2 separate regions of the Homo sapiens genome follow, and region 2 is linked to region 1. Evidence: chromatin loops called from intact Hi-C (ENCODE). Cell type or tissue: endothelial cell of umbilical vein. All regions are shown on one strand. Links, peaks and the distances in the headings refer to the core of each region. The heading gives the core; the rest is flanking DNA.

Region 1 (5,561 bases), core at 1,632-4,131:
AAAGGGAAAAATATAAACCCTAGAATAGGATGTCAAGGGATAGTCATCTGTAGGTCAAACCAGGGGTACATAGGATGTTATCAGGACAAACTTTATACGGTTTAAAAATTCTAAGCTCCAACCAGCAAATGACTCAGATAATTTCACACATTATTCACTATAGTGAGATTAAGAGGTAACCAAGAATTTGGACCAACCCTTGGTGCTCCTTATTGGAGGACAGTCAGTCATATGTTCTGTGTAAGGATGTATACATTTGGGAATTATTAGTGCGTTAATGAGTGATTGATTTCCTTTTCCTCTCCTCCTCCTCTAGGTTTGGAAATATCTTGGGATGGAGACAGTTTTGTAGAAGTCATGGCTGCGCCGCATCTCAAGGGCAAGCTCTGTGGTCTTTGTGGCAACTACAATGGACATAAACGTGATGACTTAATTGGTGGAGATGGAAACTTCAAGTTTGATGTGGATGACTTTGCTGAATCTTGGAGGGTGGAGTCCAATGAGTTCTGCAACAGACCTCAGAGAAAGCCAGTGCCTGAACTGTGTCAAGGGACAGTCAAGGTAAAGCTCCGGGCCCATCGAGAATGCCAAAAGCTCAAATCCTGGGAGTTTCAGACCTGCCACTCGACTGTGGACTACGCCACTTTCTACCGGTAAGTACAGTGTTCTGGGGAATGGTTTTGGGTTGCAGACCAATAATAGACTTGACCTTGGAACATGGTGTATGAAATCTCTTGTTGTGCAGGACAAAGGCTCAAAACCCAGGGTAGGCATCTTCTTGCTGTCCAGGAGCTGATCTCATCTTGAGTCAGCCCCATTCTAGGTCCCAAATTGGGAAATTCAAAGAAGTATTTCAGAGCGATGTCCTCCAGGCAATTCCATGCTTTTATAGGTCTGCACGTTTACTGGAAAGCTGGCTACACTGCAGGGTTTTTCCAGGTGTTAGCTTAACTCTAAGATTGAGGAGGGCTTCCCAAATTCTGGCCTAAACCACAGTAGTACAAGGCAGAGCTGGTTCCCCTAAACGGAATCTCAAGTCACTTGGCTGCCTTTGGGTGTTTGAATGAGTCTGGTTATTCTACCTGAGGAAGAGTTTAGGTCTGCCTTATGGTCTAGCCCACATCAAATGTGCACATGGAAAATAAGGAAGCAAAATGAGAATTATTTGGATCTTGGCCAACTGTGAGACTTCACGTCTAGAGTCAGATGACAGTAGAAACAGGGCTTGAGGATGGAGGGAGGAAGGACTCTTATTAAGACTCAGGACTCCATAACCTTTTCTAACTCTTTTTAACCCCCTTCCACGCAAAGCAACTGGTTACAAAGGAGACTTGGATTTGACTTCCGCACTGCAAGGTTGTGTTTCTGAGTTGATGAGTTTGGCCTGGGTGTACTTCCATTTACTACACAATTCCATGGGTTCAAGAGCTATGGCTGCCTATAACTTTAACCACTGTGGGTGTGGGAGGAAACACAAGATGAACACAGCCCAAAAGGCCTTGTTTAAGTGATTTGCCTGTGCCTCTTAAAATTAGAAAACTCCTGTGGTCTGAAGCCACAGAGAGGTTATTTTTACTCTTTAATTACCACCAGTTTATTTCCCCTAGTTCTCATTAAATATGATTTTTTTATTTGATCTTTGGACATAAAAGATAAAGTTCTATAAAGGCGGCTCGAAGTGGGGTGGAAAAAAGACTGTCCCTGTCATCACAAATCCCCGAACATGGCTGTATGTGCCAAACCATTTGGCTCCGAGTCATGGGTTTAGCTCCTTCAAGCCATTTTCCTGTTATAACTTGAATTCTCTGGGTTCCCTTCTTTCTCCTCTCTGTACCACCCCTAGACTGACCTCTTGTCTAGTGAAACTGAGGGATCTTAACGTGAGACTTTGCAGTGAGTTAAACAGCTAGATAGACAAACCTGGCTTTATTTGGAATCTAAAAACCCTCACTTGAAGGTCTGATGGAAAGCAGTAGAATATAGCAATTAAGAACTTTGTGGTGCCCCAGGATTCAAAATCCAGCCCAGCTATGCAACCTAAAACAATGACCTAAGCTCTCTAAACCTCACCTTACTTATCTGTGAAGTGGGGATAATAAAAGAACCTACCTTGAAGAGTCGCCATCCAGATTCAGTAAGATTATGAACATGAATGCATGTGCTTAACACAATGCCTGCACATAGTCAGCGCTCTATAATTGTTGCCATCATTTCTTCCGTGATTAATTCAGTAATGAAGAAGAGTAAGATCTCTTTTGGAAGCTCCTCTATCCTGTTTGCAAATTTGGATTGGACCCTTCTCTGCTTAAAATAGAATGGAAAGGCTGTGCTTCTCCCAGGGCCAAGCAGCCTACACCTTTGATTTTTATCCCATTTCAAAGGGATGTATTGAAAACAAAAATTGGAGAGAAGGTCTGAAGAGATTAGTTTCTTTTTTGAATTTCTATGCTTTTTGCCTTCGGTGATTTATTTAGTGTTATGATTTCTGGACTGCAACAGAAATATGATGAGCGCTTCAACAGAAGTTACGAATGATGACTTGGGCACTTATGAATAAAGAGCATTGGATTCCTTAGGTGGCCAGGCAAATGCTCCCCTTCTGCCCTTAATGATTCTACAGCATCTACAATGGAGGATGCTTAGCTGTGTAAAGGGCTTGATGCCCTGAGTTGGGCAGCTCATGAGAATGTTCTTGGGATCCTTGTGCATGGAGATTTAGAGGCCAGGATGTGGTGGGAAGTAGGCTTGTGCTCTCCTGATCAGTGTCATTGTGTCATGGTAGAGTGCCCTTCCACAGTGGGCCACTTCTTCCTGGAAAGGGCAGAGGAGCTCAGGAAGGAGAGCTGGGCAATTCTGCCTGCCCTGCCCTCTGCTGGTGATCTCACAGTCCAACAGGAGGATGCACCTTCATGAACCTGAAAGGGAGAGTGGCCAGTGTTGGCCAGATCCTGTTTCTCCCCCTTATTTCCAAGTGCATGTGTGGCAGAAGAAGAAAATAAACCAGGTGCAATGTGGAAAGATATTCTCTTCTCAGTGGAGCTCCAGAAAGGACCTAACCTCAGGGTTTGTAGGAGACTTTATGGAGCAATGGACTGAGAATGAGCCGTGGGGAAGGGGACAGCAAGCTGGACTCCAGCCCAGCTCTGCCACTGTTAGCAGTGTGCCCTGGTGGCTAGCTGAGTTCAACATCCTTTATCGAAAGAACTGATACACAGTAACTACCTGGCAGGATTGCTCCTCTGAGGACTGAGGCCAGTGGAGGGTACAGCGCTGGCACACGGTAGTCCTGGCACAGAGCGTGCTGCTGTCCTGTATCTCTTACTTTCTATGGAGAAGCTTGCCCCTGGATTCACCGTTTACCTTTCTGATTGTCCACATTTTCTCCTGATGTCATCACGGAGGACTGATTACATAAACTCCCCCTGATGCATCTGTGGAACAATCTCAAAATCAACTGTTTCTCTTTTGCGACACTTCCTCCAGGTAGTGTAAGTGACGATTGCATTGCAATCGTTTAAAAAACTATTGTTTTTTGTCTCATGAGAATGTCATGTGTTCATTGTACTTGTAAATAATGTTGAAAAAGTAAGGCAAAATCAGCAATCATACATCCCACACATGTAAATTTTTGCTGGTACATTTGATATCATTGGTGGAATTTCTAAAATGAACCCAAAAGTATAGTCAGATCTGTGGCTGTGACACATTTTTTGAGCCCTTACAAGACTCAAAAATTTATTTTATTTTCCCCCCATTCTCCAAAAAATATCTGTATTTTCCTTTAAGGACAAAGAATGAAGTAGCATAACACACCCAAATAACTTTCTGAGCACCACTGTCTTGTAACAGAGGGAAGGGAGAATGCAAATAGAGTATTTTTTCTGAGAAAATATTACCCATTTTGGGTTTCCTTACTCTTACAACAAATCCCACAGGGCAAATTCTATGATAATTATGAGATAATGCTTCTTATAAGGTCAAAATAATAATGACAATGTCTCTGAATTAGGTTTTACTTTTGAGATGTCTATGGTTTATTTTATTTTATTTATTTATTTTTTTGAGACAGAGTCTTGCTCTGTCACCCAGGCTGGAGTGCAGTGGCGCAATCTCGGCTCACTGCAACCTCTGCCCCACAGGTTCGAATGATGCTCCTGCCTCAGCTTCTCAAGTAGCTGGGATTATAGGCGCCCACCACCACACCCGGCTAATTTCTGTATTTTTAGTAGAGATGGGTTTTCACCATGTTGGCCAGGCTGATCTCGAATTCCTGACCTCAGGTGATCTGCCTGCCTCAGCCTCCCAAAGTGCTGGGATTACAGGTGTGAGCCACTGTGCCCACCCTGCAATGTCTATGGTTTATAACTCCTATTTATTTTGGTCTTTTATTCAATTTAACATTTTTAATAGTAAACAGTCCAGTGTGTAAGTACTTGAAAAACTACCACTTTGTAAATGAATGAGAAATTACTTCATAGTAATCAATATTTCTTTATTTTTTTCTGTTTTGGGAATTTTTTTTAAGCTTCACAAATCAATTTGACCCATTTTGGCTAATTTGGCATAAAAATTTGATATATAATTAAGTTCTTTTCAATCAGCATAGCTTGCTTTAATTAACTAACTGAATATGTTTGGGTGCAAAATAATTTAGTTACAAACTGCAGAAAAGTTTTAACCAAATGCATTGATAACACATCTCAAGTCTTAGCTTTGCTAATTGACTTCTCAAATTAGATAACCCTCTTTAATAATTGTTTGCATTATCCTTTATTAGTGCATTATAGAAATTCCTGGGAGCTGGAGAGGCAGTGTACTGTGTACCCACCTGGAAAAATTAACGTGAAGTTGTTTAGATTATATTTGGATTCAAATGTAGGCTACCTCGAAGAGAAAAAGTGTTGGGTGTGTTCTTGCCTTCTTTCTCCTTTTTCATCTCATATTCATCTCTCTTCTCCAGCCTCATATTGCTTCTCCCTTCATGTCCCAGATGCCAACCGAGCAATCCAAGAGGAATAGGCAAACTCGCACCACAAAGGCTCTCTGGAGATCCTTAGCAGCCAGTATCAAACCTACCTTCCCGCTGTGGACTTAGGCCACAGGATAGGACAAGCCCTGGGCAGCCTGGGGCACAACGAGAGGCCAGGAGATGAGCTATGCCTTTGTGGGTCAAACTGGGGAAAGTTTTTTATTCCTTGTGCCTATGAAATACCAGCAATGGGCTTTTTCCCTAACTCGACTCACATCTTGGAAGAAATTGTTGCAAGTAAGTATAACTTGCCCACAAAGCAGAACTCTTAAGTTAGGGCAGGACTGCATTTCAGAGAAGTCAGAAAAATGAATGTGAAGTGCAGTGAAGCCCAGACATTTAGAGACCACAATCATCTCAAGACTGTTTTCCTCTCTGCACTCTCCTTGACGGGGTATCATTCACCAGAGCGAAAACCCTGTTCACTTGTTCAGTTTGGGAAAGTGTCTGGGGATTCCCAGTCTAGGAAATGTTCTTTTCCTTCCATGCAGTGGATTTTACAGCTGTAAGGAATTGAAGTCATGCCAGAGGA
Region 2 (5,561 bases), core at 1,467-3,966, 320 kb before region 1:
ACTTTACATTCATCTCATTTAATCCTCATAACAGTCTTGCAAGTTAGATGTTCTTACTCATGTGAAGAAAATGGGGTTTCAAGAAGCTAAATAACTTGCCTAAGCCCATCAACCTTGAAAATGGAGAAGCCAGGATTTCAGCCCAAGGTAATCTGACCCTAGCAGCTGTTATCTTTCCATTTAATGAGAGAGAGAGAGAGAGAGAGAGAACTTGAAGGCTTGAGGTTCAGAGGAGGTGAGGATGCCTTATGACTTGTGATTTACTGGGCAATTACTAGGCCAGTTTTCACTTTAGCCAACCTTCGTCAAGTAATTTTGAAAGAGCATGTCTTCCTTCTTTTGCTTGGTTCAGAGAAATTTAATAGGCCAGTTTTGACTTTAGCCAACCTTCGTCCAGTAATTTTGAAAGAGCATGTCTTCCTTCTTTTGCTTGGTGCAGAGAAATTTAGAACAAGGGGAAATAATGCATTAATACATGCTGTAAGAAGTTTGCTTCCATCGTTAGGCAAGTGACTTGTGGAGTGAATATTCCCCTTAGAGCTGTAGGGGGCACAGTAAATCCCAAAACAATTGAAGGAATTATAGAAGCAGGATAGTACAGGACATTAGGACGTTGTGCCTGATCAGGGGAACGAAGCAATTTGTTCTCCTCTCAACCAAAGTTTATCATTTCTTCTTAGTAGATGAAAATGGAATGTCACTGCTTTTTTTCTTTTTATAAGTAAGAAAAACAAATCAACATGCTCCCTATTGTTTCCCTGACTTGTGAAAATAAAATCCAAACATATATTTGTGATTTCATACAGCCCGGAAGACCATGAAAGAAACATGAGCCCGAGGAATTTGTCAACCCACTCTCTCTCTGTGGTCTGCAATGCCTGGGTTTTAATTACTAGTAGGAAGGGCGCTTGAATTGGCAAGACTCTTTTAGTATTCATTCATCTTGAGCAAATTGTGACATCCATGGGGTGGGGAGAACCAAGCATTTAAACTACTTTTTGGCATAATTGGCCTTGACCTTCATAATTTCATAATATGCTTAGTGGTATATGCAACAGGCCTGACTTCCAGAGCTTGTCATTTGAAATCAGATGCAATCCACAACATCAGTAATGATACCTTTCTTTATTCAATGCCTGTAAGGCATTTTCAGTGGCATTGTCTCATAGAATCCTTAGAACAACTCTATTAAGGAGATATTTTCATCTTCAGTTTATAGACTAAGGACACCAAACCTTGAAAAGATCACACAGTTTGTCAGGAGCAAAGTCTCAACTCAGACCCAAGCTGCTAAGTCCTATTTGAGTGCTTGTTTACTACATTCTTATTTACCTCTTTGTTCTGTAAATTTGACGTTGGTCTTTCAACTTAGTGATTAGATTTTTTTTTAAAATAGCTTTTCTCTGATATAAAATGAACATGTATTCTTAATAAAAATACAGAAAAATCAGTAAGCGAAATAGAAAGAACTCTGTCCCTTTAAGACAATCACTATCAACATTGTGCTGCGCTTTTCCCCAAGCGTGTTGAATCAGCAACTTTTCATTTTGATCAAGTATAAGTTGTGTGTGTATCTTTCAGTTTTGTTTCCCCAGGAGCATGCAGCACAGTATCTGGAGTCTTAAAGTTGCTCCGAGGAGGTCTGCGGAATGGATGGAGGGAGAGAAGGATGAACACATGCGTCCATAGGCTTGTATGGGGGCACCAAAGAGTTAGAAGAAATTGTCCCTGTCCCTGAAATGCTTGCCATCTAAACATGGGAAGACCAGGCACTTATTTCTGTGGCAAGTTTTTGGAACAACTAACAAAAATATAAGGGAATACTTACACTCGAAGTTAATAATGTGGTGTGTGTCATATGCCAGTGCTGGGATTGAACAGCATAAATCAAGACTAGTCAGGCGAGAGCTCCTGGAAGACACAGTATTTAGTTAAATGTTGAGAGAAACGATGTATGTGGTTGACAGAGAAGTGTATGGCTGTCTCTGGTCTTTTCCAAAATGATAGACTACAGAAAAGTATCTGTGTCATTATTACTTGAAAACTGGAAATTACTTATATTCCAGCAATTTTCCTTTGGTGTTTGCATTTCTGGAGTGAGAGCACAGTTCACCTAGTAGGCCAAGGAAATCTATTCTTTTAGTCTATTTATCGAAAATATAAAAGTGGGGCCAGGCACAGTGGCTCAAGTCTGTAATCTCAGCAGTTTTGGAGGCTGAGGCAGGTGGATCACCTGAGGTCAGGAGTTCGAGACCAGCCTGGCCAACATGGTGAAACCCCATCTCTACTAAAAATACAAAAATTAGCTTGGCGTGGTGGCAGGGGCCTGTAATTCCAACTACTCAGGAGGCTGAGGCAGGAGAATCACTTGAACCTGGGAGGCGGAGGATGCAGTGAGCCAAGATCATGCCATTGCACTCCAGCCTCGGTGACGAGTGAGACTCCATCTCAAAAAAAAAAGAAAACATAAAAGTGGCTTATGTTTCTGAAGAGTGCTACTTTCTAATCACTTGGAGAAATATAAAAGGAAATGAAAGTGGCTGCTTTACTATTGGCTTTGGGAAAAAGAAATACTGCAAGCTAAATAATTTACAGATTAAATATCTGAGTGTTAAGGAAGAGGTCAGCTTTGTTGCTTTTAGAAGAATGATTTACGGTTCTACTTAGCTTTTAAAGTCCTGCTGTGACATTTGGGAACATGCTTTTCCATTGATAAGTAATACCGTAGTGTGATAGATGAGGGAACAATAGCATGAGTTTGGCCAAATCGCTATTCGTAATGTTTGTTTAACAGATGAAGAAGTCAGGTGACATTTTCCATTGGTGTGTTGTGCAATGCTGCAAAACTAACAGCTCCAAGATTTAGCATAGAAAATGAGAAATTCCCAGGGAAACTCTGGGTTGGCAGTTTGGAAAGACCGTCCACCATCAGTTGGATTCCTTCAATTCCTCTTCCTCTGGTTTTCATGATTCAGAGGAAAGAGCATGGACTTTGAAGTCAGATCTGTGTTTAAATCTTAGCTCTATCATTTTCTAGAGGTGGGGCTTTGGAGATGTTACTTAACCTCCACAAGCCTGTTTTCTTATCTTCTAAGTGAAGTTACTAATAGCCATGTCAGAGGATTGTTGAGAGAATGAAAACAGTTACTTGTGTAGAGTGACTAACACAAAACTCGTTGCCTAGTAGTCACTAATATACCCATTCATTCAACAACCATTTGGCATTGTGCTAGAGGCTGGGGAATATGAGAACGATTAAAGCAGTCTGTGTCCTTGTAGATTTAACAGTTTAGTAAGAAAGGGAGATGAAAAATAAAATATATAAAAATATATTTAAAAATATATATTAAAAAATATATAAAAAACAAATATATATAATCATGATAAATGTAGCCAAATGTCATAAAGGGAGTAAAGGCTGAGGTGAAGAATATTTGGGGTAAATGTGAAATGACTTCACATAGGGTAAGACAGGGAATGCCTTTCTGGGCAGATGACTTTAAGCAGAGACCTAAAGCATGAGAAAGAGCCAGCTGTGAAAAAATTTGGGGGTAAAGCATTCTAAGCAAAAGGGATTCATGTGCAGCAGCCTTGAGGCAGGAAATGGCTTGGAATGTTCCAGGAATTGAGCAGATGAATGGTTGCAAAAGGTGAACCACTAGGGATGAACCTGGAGAGCAAAGAAGCGAAGATCTAGAGATGAGGTGGGAGAAATCAGCAGGATGGATCTCGCGTGACCTTGGTAGAGAGTTTGAATTTTATTCTAAGTACCATTTCATCATTGGTTTTCTTCCCTCTCCATCATAATTTCAACAAGTATCTAGCATCAAGAACCTGCTGGCTGTCATCCAGTTTTGCAGAAATTCTAAGGAATACACTCCAAGGATTAGGGAATAAATACCAAGGTGGCAGAAAAGCACATCCTGCTCTGAGGGTAAGGCCCTGGAGCCTGCAGTGAGGGTCTACTTCTTAAGCATTTGTGGCACTAACTCACAACGGGTCCGAGCTGCAGGGGCCTGGAACTCCCCTAGTCTTACCCCCCTGATTTGATAGACAGGGCAAGGGATCTGTATAAAGCATGGTGTTAAGGGAACTAGGAGAAAGATTTAAGTGCTTACTTATTGATAATCTTCTGTTTTCTAGAAAGGTTTCTGGATACTTTCCTGTTAAACTTCTTTAATCTTCATAACTGTCTGTAAGTTAGTCATTGTAGCCAGGCTTTGTGTGTGAGAAAACTGAATAAACTGGCAAAGAAAGTGACCTATTCATGCAAGTGCTTTGAAAAATTATGGTTTTATTCTGTTACATTGAATTTTCGCATGCCCTTACAACCCCAAATTTCCAATTCTTGGTATATTTCCAAAGGAAATTTTTATAAAGGAGTACTAGGAAATACACATATAAGGATGTTCAAGATAGTATTGTTCTTAATAAAGAACTGGAAATAATCCAAATAGCTATCCTCAGGAAAATGGGTGGAGAGCTTATGGTAAAATCACATGACAGAATATTACACAACTGTGAAGTGGAGTGACCTACAGCTACCCACAACAATATGAGTGTCATTCAATAAGATATTAAATGAAAACAAGTCCCACAAGACTTAGAACATTTCACTCTTGTGGGGTTCACAAAAACCCCACAAAACTATAATTTAGGCATACATATACATGTAATCCAACTGTTTAAAGCAAAGGAGTGATAATCATAAACTTCTGGATACTGATTGCTGCTGTGTGGGGAGGTAGGAGGTAGGATAATAGAGGAACATATAGGTAAATAGCAGTTCAAGTTCTTGAGTAGAGCGGTGGGTGTATGGACATTGATGGCACTGTAACTGAATGAATAAATGAATGAGTAATGAATGAATGAAATAAGAATTCAACCTATCTGGACCAATGATGACAATGTATTATGAACTGAAAATAATGAATGATTCAACTCTGCAATTGAAGCCCGTTAAAAGAAAAAAAGAAAAAAATGACTTTTATAGTCTTTGCATTATGCTCTGATGCTTAAGCAGTAAAAATAACTATCTGATAATGTATTAACACAGCTCTGAGCTATTCACTTGGTAGCTTCATTATGTGACAATGGCCACTACTACTCATATACCCATAACCCTACCACAATATTTTGGATTTATATTGTCTATTGTATAAATTTGTGCTCTTCAAATTTTTCTAATCATGCACCCAATCAGAGAAAAAATTTAGGGCATCCACTCCTAATATCTGTGAATTTGTGTACATCTACCCTTATCAATATATCTATATATTTTTCTTTGTTTTAAGGTAAAATGAAATATAAATAGAAGTTTGAATAATTTCTTCTTATACTTCAGTGGATTATCTTATGCATTCCCCTTTGGGGATATCTATAGATAACTAAATCATATTATGCAAATAATTTACTTTTCTATTTCAAAGTCTCTCCCCAACCCCTGGCATTTATTTTCTGGAGTGAAGTGGTGTGATCTTGGCTCACTGCAACCTCCGCCCCCACGGGGTTCAAGCAATTCTCCTGCCTCAGCCTCCCAATAGCTGGGATTACAGGCATCT

The links. A loop is a pair of places that touch in the nucleus more often than their neighbours do. Peaks named below come from ENCODE experiments on the same cell type or tissue, not always from the same donor. Only the 100,000 strongest peaks of a DNase experiment are listed, where the experiment ranks them.
Region 2: it touches region 1 in a loop (2.7-fold over the local background); 4 of 110 quality-filtered maps call a loop at or near these places.

The regions. Positions count from the first base shown.
Region 1 is chr7:34,085,440-34,091,000 of GRCh38, forward strand. BMPER (BMP binding endothelial regulator) reads left to right here. Exons shown (of 15, transcript NM_001365308.1): 13 at 317-653. Among named protein-coding and RNA genes, the nearest start is that of BMPER, 180 kb to the left of the region's middle. In endothelial cell of umbilical vein, for the core only: a CTCF peak has its summit at 2,882 (motif pointing left); no DNase peak of the experiment used is centred there.
Region 2 is chr7:33,762,175-33,767,735 of GRCh38, forward strand. No RefSeq gene overlaps it. Among named protein-coding and RNA genes, the nearest start is that of FLJ20712, 39 kb to the left of the region's middle. In endothelial cell of umbilical vein, for the core only: no CTCF peak of the experiment used is centred there; a DNase peak (open chromatin) is centred at 2,817; H3K27ac peaks cover 796 bases.